Linked DNA regions of Homo sapiens: region 2 is linked to region 1. A link is a contact called in ENCODE Hi-C or POLR2A ChIA-PET data. All regions are on one chromosome and are shown on one strand. The core of a region is the stretch at or near the end of the contact, and the rest is flanking DNA. Distances in the headings are between cores, read along the strand shown. Region 1 holds the start of LINC02747 (long intergenic non-protein coding RNA 2747). Region 2 holds the start of FGF4 (fibroblast growth factor 4).

Evidence for each region. Hi-C counts contacts between places; a loop is a spot of excess contacts on that map. ChIA-PET counts read pairs that join two places held with the same protein, here RNA polymerase II (POLR2A).
Region 2: a map of posterior vena cava shows a loop between it and region 1 (4-fold over the local background). The contact joins the promoter of FGF4 here to the promoter of LINC02747 in region 1. A Hi-C loop is called at or near these places in 2 of 168 maps with a recorded cell type or tissue (mesothelial cell of epicardium and posterior vena cava). POLR2A ChIA-PET finds 5 or more read pairs at or near these places in 1 of 52 experiments (IMR-90).

The regions. Positions count from the first base shown.
Region 1 is chr11:69,476,896-69,481,486 of GRCh38, reverse strand. LINC02747 (long intergenic non-protein coding RNA 2747) reads left to right here and starts at 1,530. Exons shown (of 2, transcript NR_184307.2): 1 at 1,530-1,791; 2 at 3,874-4,591. RefSeq lists enhancers at 24-990, 3,852-4,536, 4,537-4,591.
Region 2 is chr11:69,773,683-69,778,512 of GRCh38, reverse strand. FGF4 (fibroblast growth factor 4) reads left to right here and starts at 3,172. Exons shown (of 3, transcript NM_002007.4): 1 at 3,172-3,768; 2 at 4,386-4,489. The coding sequence starts at 3,429. RefSeq lists enhancers at 1,500-2,423, 4,273-4,830 and promoters at 2,888-3,283, 2,171-3,283.

The DNA.
Region 1 (4,591 bases), core at 281-2,780:
GAGCTGCATCAGCCTGGACTGTCAGAGAAGCCCTGTTGGAGTGACTGCTGGGTTCGAGGGGGTGAGTGGGAGGTCTGGCTCCTTTTGCCTGGGAGACCTGAAGTTGGCTGGACTCTGGACCTTTCAGGGCCCCTGCCACTTGCCCAGAGTGTATCTGAGGTCCCAGGGTGTGGCCTGAGAGATTCTGGTGGGGACCCCTGAACTGAGTGAGGGCAGCCATCACAAGCCCCATTCTAATGGTGGCAGAGTATGGACTCTGATGTGTGGACCGCTAGATCGGCTGAGTGGCACAGCCTCCTGGTGCCTCCTCATGTGTCAAGTGGGGATCTAGTAACACTGGCTGCCCCAGTGGCTGCTCTGACGGAAGGAGGGAAGCTGGTCCTGGGCTTGTAGCTGTGCTTGGTGTAAACATGCTGTCTGCAGCATTGCCAGCACAGCCCCACCTCAGCCCCATGCCCAGCACACTGTAGGTGCCTGGCACCTGTTACACAGTTGCTAGCGGGCTGTGCACTCAGGCCTGGCTCTGTCCCTGGGCTAGGTGGTGCTGGGGTGATCCAAGGGTTCCTTGGGAATCCTGAGGATTCCAGGGAACCTTGGGAATCGAAGAGGCCTGTGCTACCTCACACTGTCCTCCTCACACGGCGTTGTCTGCAGGCCCTTGGCAACTCCTGACCTCTCCGAAACTCTTCCACATGATGAGGTCAGCAGGGACCCTGCCGGCATTCCATCCAAGCTACTGATCCCGCCCAGTGCCGGCTCAGTGCCAGAGTCCTCACTGTGGTGACCTGAACACTTTGTTTCACGATTCATAGCAGGGAAGAGGAGTTGAGTCCGGATGATGATGTCTGCAGACATTTCCTAACTGTTTCACAGAGAAGAGGGTTGAGGAGTGCAGACTCTGCCTCAGCTCCATCCTGAGGGTGGGACTATCAGGTGAAGGGAAGCTCTCAGAGGACTTCTCAATTTCCCAAGACTCAGAGAAGAGGATACAAAGGGTCTGAGAGCCCTCCAGCCCTGTCTGAGCAATTTTTTTTCCAGCATGCCAAGGGGACGACAACATTGACTCTGGTCAGGGTTCTGGGTGCCCGTGACGTCTGCAGCCGCACACCCAGGGGCCCCCAGCTCCTCTCCACGCCAGCACAGACTCCTGGGAACTCTCCCTGGGAAGCTGACGGGGTCCTGGGATGTGCTCAGGGTCAGGCCTGCAGAAGGGCCCTAGCCAGTGTTGGGAACCGGCTGCTGGCTCCGGCCTGGGCTCACTGTGTGGCCCAGGCTCGCCATGTCACCCTGCCTTCCCCTGGGAGAGAGGAGGCCAAGGCAGCCAGGGAACGCCTCTTTGTCTTGGTGCCCAGGGCTGTCAGATAAAGCCGTTGAGCCAGCCGCAACTGGGGCATCCAGACTGCTTTTCCAGCCACGCCAGGCCTCGCCCCACTGTCCCGTTTGCCCAAAGGGGGCTGATGAGTTTAGTAATGTTTACTGAGCACCCGCCCGCCTTGTGGAGCTGACAGCCAGGGAGACGAGTCGGCTGCAGACTTTGCCCTCACAGGCAAGACAGCCACACCTTGAACTCTGACTCAAGGAAGAGAGTGGGCAGCTCACCAGAGAGGCCAGAGGAGGCGGCAGGAAGGTGGGGTCTCTCCAGCCAGGGGCTTCCTGAAAGAGCTGCCTTCTGAGCAGGCCCCCCAGGCTAGGAAGATGTGCACCTGCCGAGCTGGGCAGGAGAGGGTGGCCCAGTGGAGGACCCAGCATGGGCAGAGGTTTGGAGGTGGCAGGTCCTGAGGGAAGCGGAAGGTGAGTGTGCGTTCTGGGGAAGATAAGGCTGCGTGCAGAGGCCGAGAGTGCAAGCCAAGAGGCTGGAGGCTGTGACCCTCAGGCTCCAGGCAGCCAGGCAAGGAGGAGAGGAGAAGATGCCACACTAGAGAAGCTGGCCCACTCCACCCCTTTGTCTTCTCCTCACCTGCAGCACCCTTCTCTCATCCCAAATGTGCACAACAGGGCGTTTTTCTGCTCATGAGAATAATACCTGTTGATTGCAAAAGCAATCAGAAAACAGAGAAGAGTTAGGGCACCGCAGGCAACCTCAGCAGAGACCATCAGAGCTCACATGCTGACACTGAGATGTGGTTCCTTCTGGTCTTTTTTATGTTCTTCCACATATATACCACCCACTTGTTTTTTCTTTTCTCTCTCTCTCCTCTCTCTCTCTCTCTTTTTTTTTTTTTTTTTTTTTTTGAGACAGAGTCTCACTTTGTCACCCAGGCTGGAGGGCAGTGGCGCGATCTTGGCTCACTGCAACCTCCGCCTCCTGGGTTCAAGGGATTCTCCTGCCTCAGCCTCCCGAGTAGCTGGGATTGCAGGTGCCCGCCATTATGCCCGTCAATTTTTTGTATTTTTAGTAGAGACAGGGTTTCATCACATTGGCCAGGCTAGTCTCGAACTCCTGACCTCAAGTTATACACCGGCTTCAGCCTCCCAAAGTGCTGGGATTACAGGCGTGAGCCACCGCACCTGGCCCACACTTGTTTTTTCTAAGTCACATCAGAGTGTTGTTTTGTAACTTTATATTTTCATGTAAAAACTTATTATGATATCTTGCCATCTGATTGCTGGTTTCTTTTTTTGAGACAGAGTCTCGCTCTGTCACCCAGGCTAGAGTGCAGTGGCACAATCTCGGCTCGCTGCAGCCTCCAACTCCTGGGTTCAAGTGATTCTCCTGCCTCGACTCCTGGGTTTAAGCCATTCTCCTGCCTCAACCTGCTGAGTAGCTGGAATTACAGGTGCTCACCACCACACCAGGCTAATTTTTGTGTTTTTTGGTAGAAACATGTTGACCAGGTTGGTCTTAAACTCCTGACCCCAGGGTGATCCTCCCCACCTCAGCCTCCCAAAGTGCTGGGATTACAGGCATGAGCCACCTCGCCCAGCCTAATTGCTATTTTTTAGGAACATATTCCTTTGTGAAATATTAAAACACATCCATCTGGGGAGAGAAGACGCCAGCCCAGCCCTGAGCAGAGGTGTGAGTGAGGAAAGACAGGAGCAGGCGGTCAGGGTGCAGGAGGCAGGTCCCCAGGGACTTGCAGAGGCTTGGGCTCAGCACAGGGGTGGAGGCGGGGGTGCAAGTCCTCCCCAGGGGTGGGGACTCCGATCCCTCTCGGTACCTGTGCAGGGAGTCAGCAGGACGGAGGACCAAGCAGCAACTTTCCAGCCTCCACTCCGTTGTTGGGCTGTTCCCTACTCCTGTCTTACTGCCCCACACGGCTTACCCTCGTCCTCTGGGAGCCTCCATTTTTCTGATCATTCTATCCACTAAGGGGTCCCCCAGCAATATCCTGCCTCACCCCCGGTCTGTTTTCTATGGAGCAGCGGCATGACCTGCAGCCATTTTGTTATTCATTTGTTAGCAGCCCCTCTCGGACCCACGGAGAAAGAACTTGCACCCATTTTGTCCAGGGCAGTGCCTGGCACGAAGCAGACAGGTGCTTGTCAGACAGGTATTGAATGAACTGTTCCTCGCCCCATCCCCACCACAGGGGCCACGGGCTCAGAAGGGCCCTGCACATGGTTGGATGCTCTGATCGTCCTGGAAGGAGGGTCTTGCATTTTCATCTTGCATTTTCGTCTTGCACAGGGCTCCACGAATCTCGTAGCTGCCCTGCTGTTCCCACATCCTGCCCCTTAAAAAGTCCTGGGCAGGAACCCTCCTATCCCAGGCTGTGGCAGCTTGGGGCTCATTCTTTTCCTGAGCCCAGTTTCGCCCTGCAGGGTGCAGGGTGCTGGCTATGAGTCCTTCTGCCCCACCGCACCTCAGCCAGGTGAGGACAGGGTGAGGGTCTTCATCCCTTCAACCTTGACCTCTGCTCCTCCCCACAGGCAGCCAGGTTGTGACAGCCTGTGAGGACCTCTTGGCTCCCGGAGCCTTCTCTCTCCTGGAATAGAGATGACACCGTGCTGCCATTGAACTCAACCCGAAAAAATGATCTGTTGCAAAGCTCACAGGAAATAATGGAGCAATGTTACACGATAAACTGTAAAGTGTGGTGAGCATGTGAACAAGCGTCCAGGACCCAGCGAAGCCCCAGGCTACTGGGCTAGGCGTCAGATGAGAAGAGGCAGAGGGCAACCTCCTGTAGGATCTGAGGCCTTCATGTGCTCAGCCCATGGCTGTCGTCACGGTGACGTGTGCATGCGATGTATCTGGGCCATCCTTGTTCTTGAACGCGGGCAGTGAGTCCCACGGTGATGTGGCATGTCACGAGCTGAAGGAGGGGCACCTGCATTCAGGCTTGCGAACCAGCGAGACAGCCTTTGGACCTTTCGGAGCCTCACTTTCCCACACTAAGAATTGGAGTGGAATTCCCAAGGTGCTGGAGGTTGAAAGGCATTGAGAATCTAAAACGCTTTGCAGACAGCAAGACCCTCTGTGTAAGTTAAGAATGCTCACTCAGTCCCAGCAGGTACTCAGAGGGATCCTTTTATTTCTCCAGAACATTCTGCAGGTGAGCTGGGGAAGCCCACTGGCCCTGGCCTCACCCCCGAGCCCGAGCCTTCAGCCTGGGAATGGTCTGGCCTCTTCCTTGCTGGCTCTCCA
Region 2 (4,830 bases), core at 1,923-4,422, 300 kb before region 1:
AACAGGGAGACAGCCTAAACTTGAACCCAACCGGAAGCCCAACATGGCCCCAAGCCTTCCTCGAACCCCAGGACTTGGCAAAGCGGGCGTCCTGGGGTAAAGCATGGCAGAAGGGCTTTGGGTCCAAGCTAAGTGAGGGTCCTGTTTCTAGATCACCTGGCCAGGTGCAGTGGCTCATGCCTGTAATCCCAGCACTTTGGGAGGCTGAGGCGGGAGGATTGCTTGAGGTCAAAAGTTTGAGTCCAGCCCGGGCAATACAGCGAGACCTCGTCTCTACTAAAAAAGAAAACAAAAAATTAGCTGAGTGTGTAGTCCCAGCTACTCAGGAGACTGAGGCTGGAGGATTGCTTAAGCCTGGAAGTTTGAGGCTGTAGAGCTATGATAGAGCCACTGCACTTTAGCCTGGGCAATGGAGCAAGATACTATCTCAAAAAAAAAAAAAAAATTATATATAGGTCCCCTTGTCTCTCTGCTGAGAAGTAACCAGATCTGGAAAAGATTTAGTCACCTTGGTCCAACTATTTCTTTCACATAAAGAAAAAAAAAGGCAATGCAGACCTTCCCATAGGGGCAGCTCTGCCTGAGGCCTTTGCAGGTACCTCTGTTTGTCTGCCCCGGGGCACAGTGGCAGATTGGGCAGGGCAGCTTGCAGTGAGGATTGCTGATGGATGAGCTCCTAGTGTACCTAGCCAGCCATTTACTCACAAACAGCTATTGAGCACCTACTATGTGCCCAGCACTGGAGGTACAACTGGCAACAACACAAATCCGGGCTTGCTCCATGGAGATGACAATCTAAATGCGGTGGAGGGTCAGCTAACAAGTGCAGAAGGTTCTCTTAAGAGCTCAAAGAAGCTCCAACCAGAAGGACTGGGCAGGGGATCCAGAAGGCATCCCCGAGTGGCTACTCCAATGGAGTGGCTTCTCCATTCAGGCAAACCTGAATGGGATAAGTCATTGGCAGGAAGATCTGGGGCCGGGGGTCATCCAGTGGGAAGGGGAGAGATGACGCGGTCAGCATGGCGGGAACACAGGAGCAGAAAGGAAGCAGGTGGGAAGCCAGGTCAAGGGCCAGGGGCACGGAAAGGGGTCAGATGCAGATAAGTGAGTGCTTCCTGGTGCATCCTTCATCCGCAATTCTTCCTTACCTGTGCTTTTGTTGCCTCCATTGCACAGCTGAGGAGGCCAGGGCCTGCGGAGGTTGAGAGTGTGCTCAGGGAGCACCCGGAGCAAAGTGGAAGCCAGATTCCAGATCAGTTCTGCTGGGAATTCCCAGCTCCCAAAAGCCCTGCTGGCTGTCAGTCCCCAGTCACCACAAGCACCTATCCTGTGTGGGTGGGCCTGCAGTTCTGGGAGATATATCAGCTGCCTGCAGCGTCCTTTGCTGAACTCACAGCAAATAGGAGAGACAGGGAGGGGTCCTTGGGAAGCCCTAAATTGAGCTTGCTGTGGGAGTCCTGGGAAGAAAGGAGCCTCATCCTATCAAAAGCCGGGGGAAGACATCAGAGTCCCTCTGCTCAGGTCAGCTGGCACAGGTGGGTCTCCAGGCCTGGGTCTCACTTCCCCAGAGGGTGTGTTCGGTTGGCCCCAGGCTGAGGGAGGAAAGCCCACCTCCCATGTCATTTTGCAAATGGGGAGTCAGGGACCTAGAGATGGAAAGACAACACAGCAAGTGAGGGATGGGTTCTAGGTCCCCTGCACCCTGCACCCTGCACCCTGGCCAACGATGTCTATTTGGCACCAGATCTGCAGGCTCATCTGGGGGACCCCAGGACCCAGAGGCAGCCGGGTTGCATCTCGAAGCTGTGAGCTGCAGCCCAGGAAGGTCCAGGTCTGGGTGGCGCTGCCCAAGCAGGCTGCAGGCCCAAGGAGGAACAAAGATCCTCTCAAGGGGTGCGGAGCTGAGGTTCCGGTCCTGCCAAAGCCACTTGATGACCCCCAAGTGCCCCCCTTTCTGCACCTCAGAGAAGAGCCCTCAAGCCTCCCAGGTCCCCTCCAGGGGCACGAATAAGCCCCAGCAGGGTTCTGAAGGGGTCCCAGGAATCTCCCTGTGGGGATGCGGTGGAGGTGGAGGAGGCTGCGGTGGCCTGGGGACATCTCTGGTCACAGGTGCTGGTGGTATGAGAGATGGGGTAGGCACCAAGCCCCCTGCAGCTGTGGCTAGGCGGGCCTGCAGGAAGGGCCAGGCAGGCTCCTCAGGGACCACAAAGAACAGGGGTTTTCACACCTAGGTGGGCCTGCATCTAGCTAGGACAGTCCCCATCAGGCCATAATGGGCACAGTGGGAGGTAGAACCATGAGTGAGAGAGGGGAGGCTTCCAGAGGCCTGGCCTGGGTCCCTGCTAGATTGAGGGCTCTGGCTATGGTACATGGATATTTCTGCTGTGGAATCAAAGGAGCAGGGGATGCTGAATATCCCCTCTGGCCCTATGCCCTGCTACCTGTCCTTTCACGGAAGGGTGTGTGTGTAGGGGGTGCAGGACCAGGCCTCCCTGGGTGCATCTCTGCCACCTTGCCCTTTGGCTCAGGTGGACCTCCACCAGGTATTCAGAACTCCAGCCCAGAAACGCGCCAAGCCTGTGGGGCCAAGACCTAGGGGGTGGGGGTGGCCTCCCTCCCGCCTGTAGCCAAAGGGTCCTCCCTTGCCCAGCCAGGCCCCGGTGTCGCTTACTGCTCTTATCCACCCCTCCTTCCCAGGCCGGTCCTCAAGGCCCCAGCAAAGGAACCAAGTTCCCGTGAGCCTCCGAAAGGCGAAGGGCAGGCAGCAGCCGCTGGCTTCTGCGCCCACTAGGAGCTTCGGATGCCCGAGTTAGGGCTGCGCCAAGGCGGCCGGAGCAGAGAGGGAGACGGGGACGGGGACAGGCAGGGACAAAGTGCAAGAGGCAAAACTGGCTGAAAAGCAGAAGTGTAGGAGCCGCCAAGGGGCGGGACGAACAGGTCCGTGGGCCGGGCGGAGCCAAGGGTGGGGGCCGGGGTCCCTCCAGGTGGCACTCGCGGCGCTAGTCCCCAGCCTCCTCCCTTCCCCCGGCCCTGATTGGCAGGCGGCCTGCGACCAGCCGCGAACGCCACAGCGCCCCGGGCGCCCAGGAGAACGCGAACGGCCCCCCGCGGGAGCGGGCGAGTAGGAGGGGGCGCCGGGCTATATATATAGCGGCTCGGCCTCGGGCGGGCCTGGCGCTCAGGGAGGCGCGCACTGCTCCTCAGAGTCCCAGCTCCAGCCGCGCGCTTTCCGCCCGGCTCGCCGCTCCATGCAGCCGGGGTAGAGCCCGGCGCCCGGGGGCCCCGTCGCTTGCCTCCCGCACCTCCTCGGTTGCGCACTCCTGCCCGAGGTCGGCCGTGCGCTCCCGCGGGACGCCACAGGCGCAGCTCTGCCCCCCAGCTTCCCGGGCGCACTGACCGCCTGACCGACGCACGGCCCTCGGGCCGGGATGTCGGGGCCCGGGACGGCCGCGGTAGCGCTGCTCCCGGCGGTCCTGCTGGCCTTGCTGGCGCCCTGGGCGGGCCGAGGGGGCGCCGCCGCACCCACTGCACCCAACGGCACGCTGGAGGCCGAGCTGGAGCGCCGCTGGGAGAGCCTGGTGGCGCTCTCGTTGGCGCGCCTGCCGGTGGCAGCGCAGCCCAAGGAGGCGGCCGTCCAGAGCGGCGCCGGCGACTACCTGCTGGGCATCAAGCGGCTGCGGCGGCTCTACTGCAACGTGGGCATCGGCTTCCACCTCCAGGCGCTCCCCGACGGCCGCATCGGCGGCGCGCACGCGGACACCCGCGACAGTGAGTGGCGCGGCCAGGCGCGAAGGGGCGGGGGCGGGGGGCAACGGCCGCCGGGCCAACCCGCTCAGTCACACTCTGAGACCCTCGGCGGGCACCTGCTCGGGGGCCCCGGGAACCGGGGCGGACTCGGGCTCCGGTCCCTTCTGACGCGGGGCTGGGGACGCAGACACTCTTGGCTCCGGCAGCCCAGCGCAACCCCTGAGGTCGGGCGCCGCCTCCCGCCTTCAGAAACTCGGGCTCCGAGCGCCGAATTCCAGCGCCTTCGCCCGTGGGCACAGGGCGCGCGGTGCAGCCACAGGGGGCCCGAGACACGCGCCCCGGCCTGGCCCAGGCTGGGGAACCGCTGGGGTCGGGCTCGCGTCTGAAGGTCCGGGACTGGGTGCGGCCGCCGGGGGTCCCCTACACAGGCAAGCTAATCTGAGCTAGCGCAGGCTTGGGCTCCGGAGGCCCTAGAGGGCAGCTTGGGCTCTGGAGGCCCTTGGGGGCGGCTGCGCCGGGAACCCTGGCCCTTTATCCCCAACCCCACCCCAGAAATAGGGTCCCCGGAGGCGAACAAGCCGAGGGGCGGAGTGGGCCAGGGATCACCTGCCCCGCAATGACCTGCGCCCCGCCCCCAGGCCTGCTGGAGCTCTCGCCCGTGGAGCGGGGCGTGGTGAGCATCTTCGGCGTGGCCAGCCGGTTCTTCGTGGCCATGAGCAGCAAGGGCAAGCTCTATGGCTCGGTGAGTACCGCAGGGGTCTGGCTAGGCACCTAGTTGGGAACAGCGGACATGGCTAGCAGGCTCGTGGCTTCTCCAGCCCCACCTGTGCCTGGGTCTTGGAGGGGTGGCAGGGTCACCAGGTCACGGGACCGGCAGGCCTCCCCAGACAAAGGAAGCAGCCCCAAGGCAGGAACAATGAGGTTCCTGCCATCCCTGAGTGGGCCCCTCCCAGACCGAGGAAAGGGCGCTATTGAGAGCCCTTCCCTTCTCTAGTCCAGAGGGGTAGGTCTCAGTGTTGGAACTGCGGGCTTGAGGCTGGACACGGAGGGAATGAATTCTCTGGCTGCTAGGTGCAGGGCAGG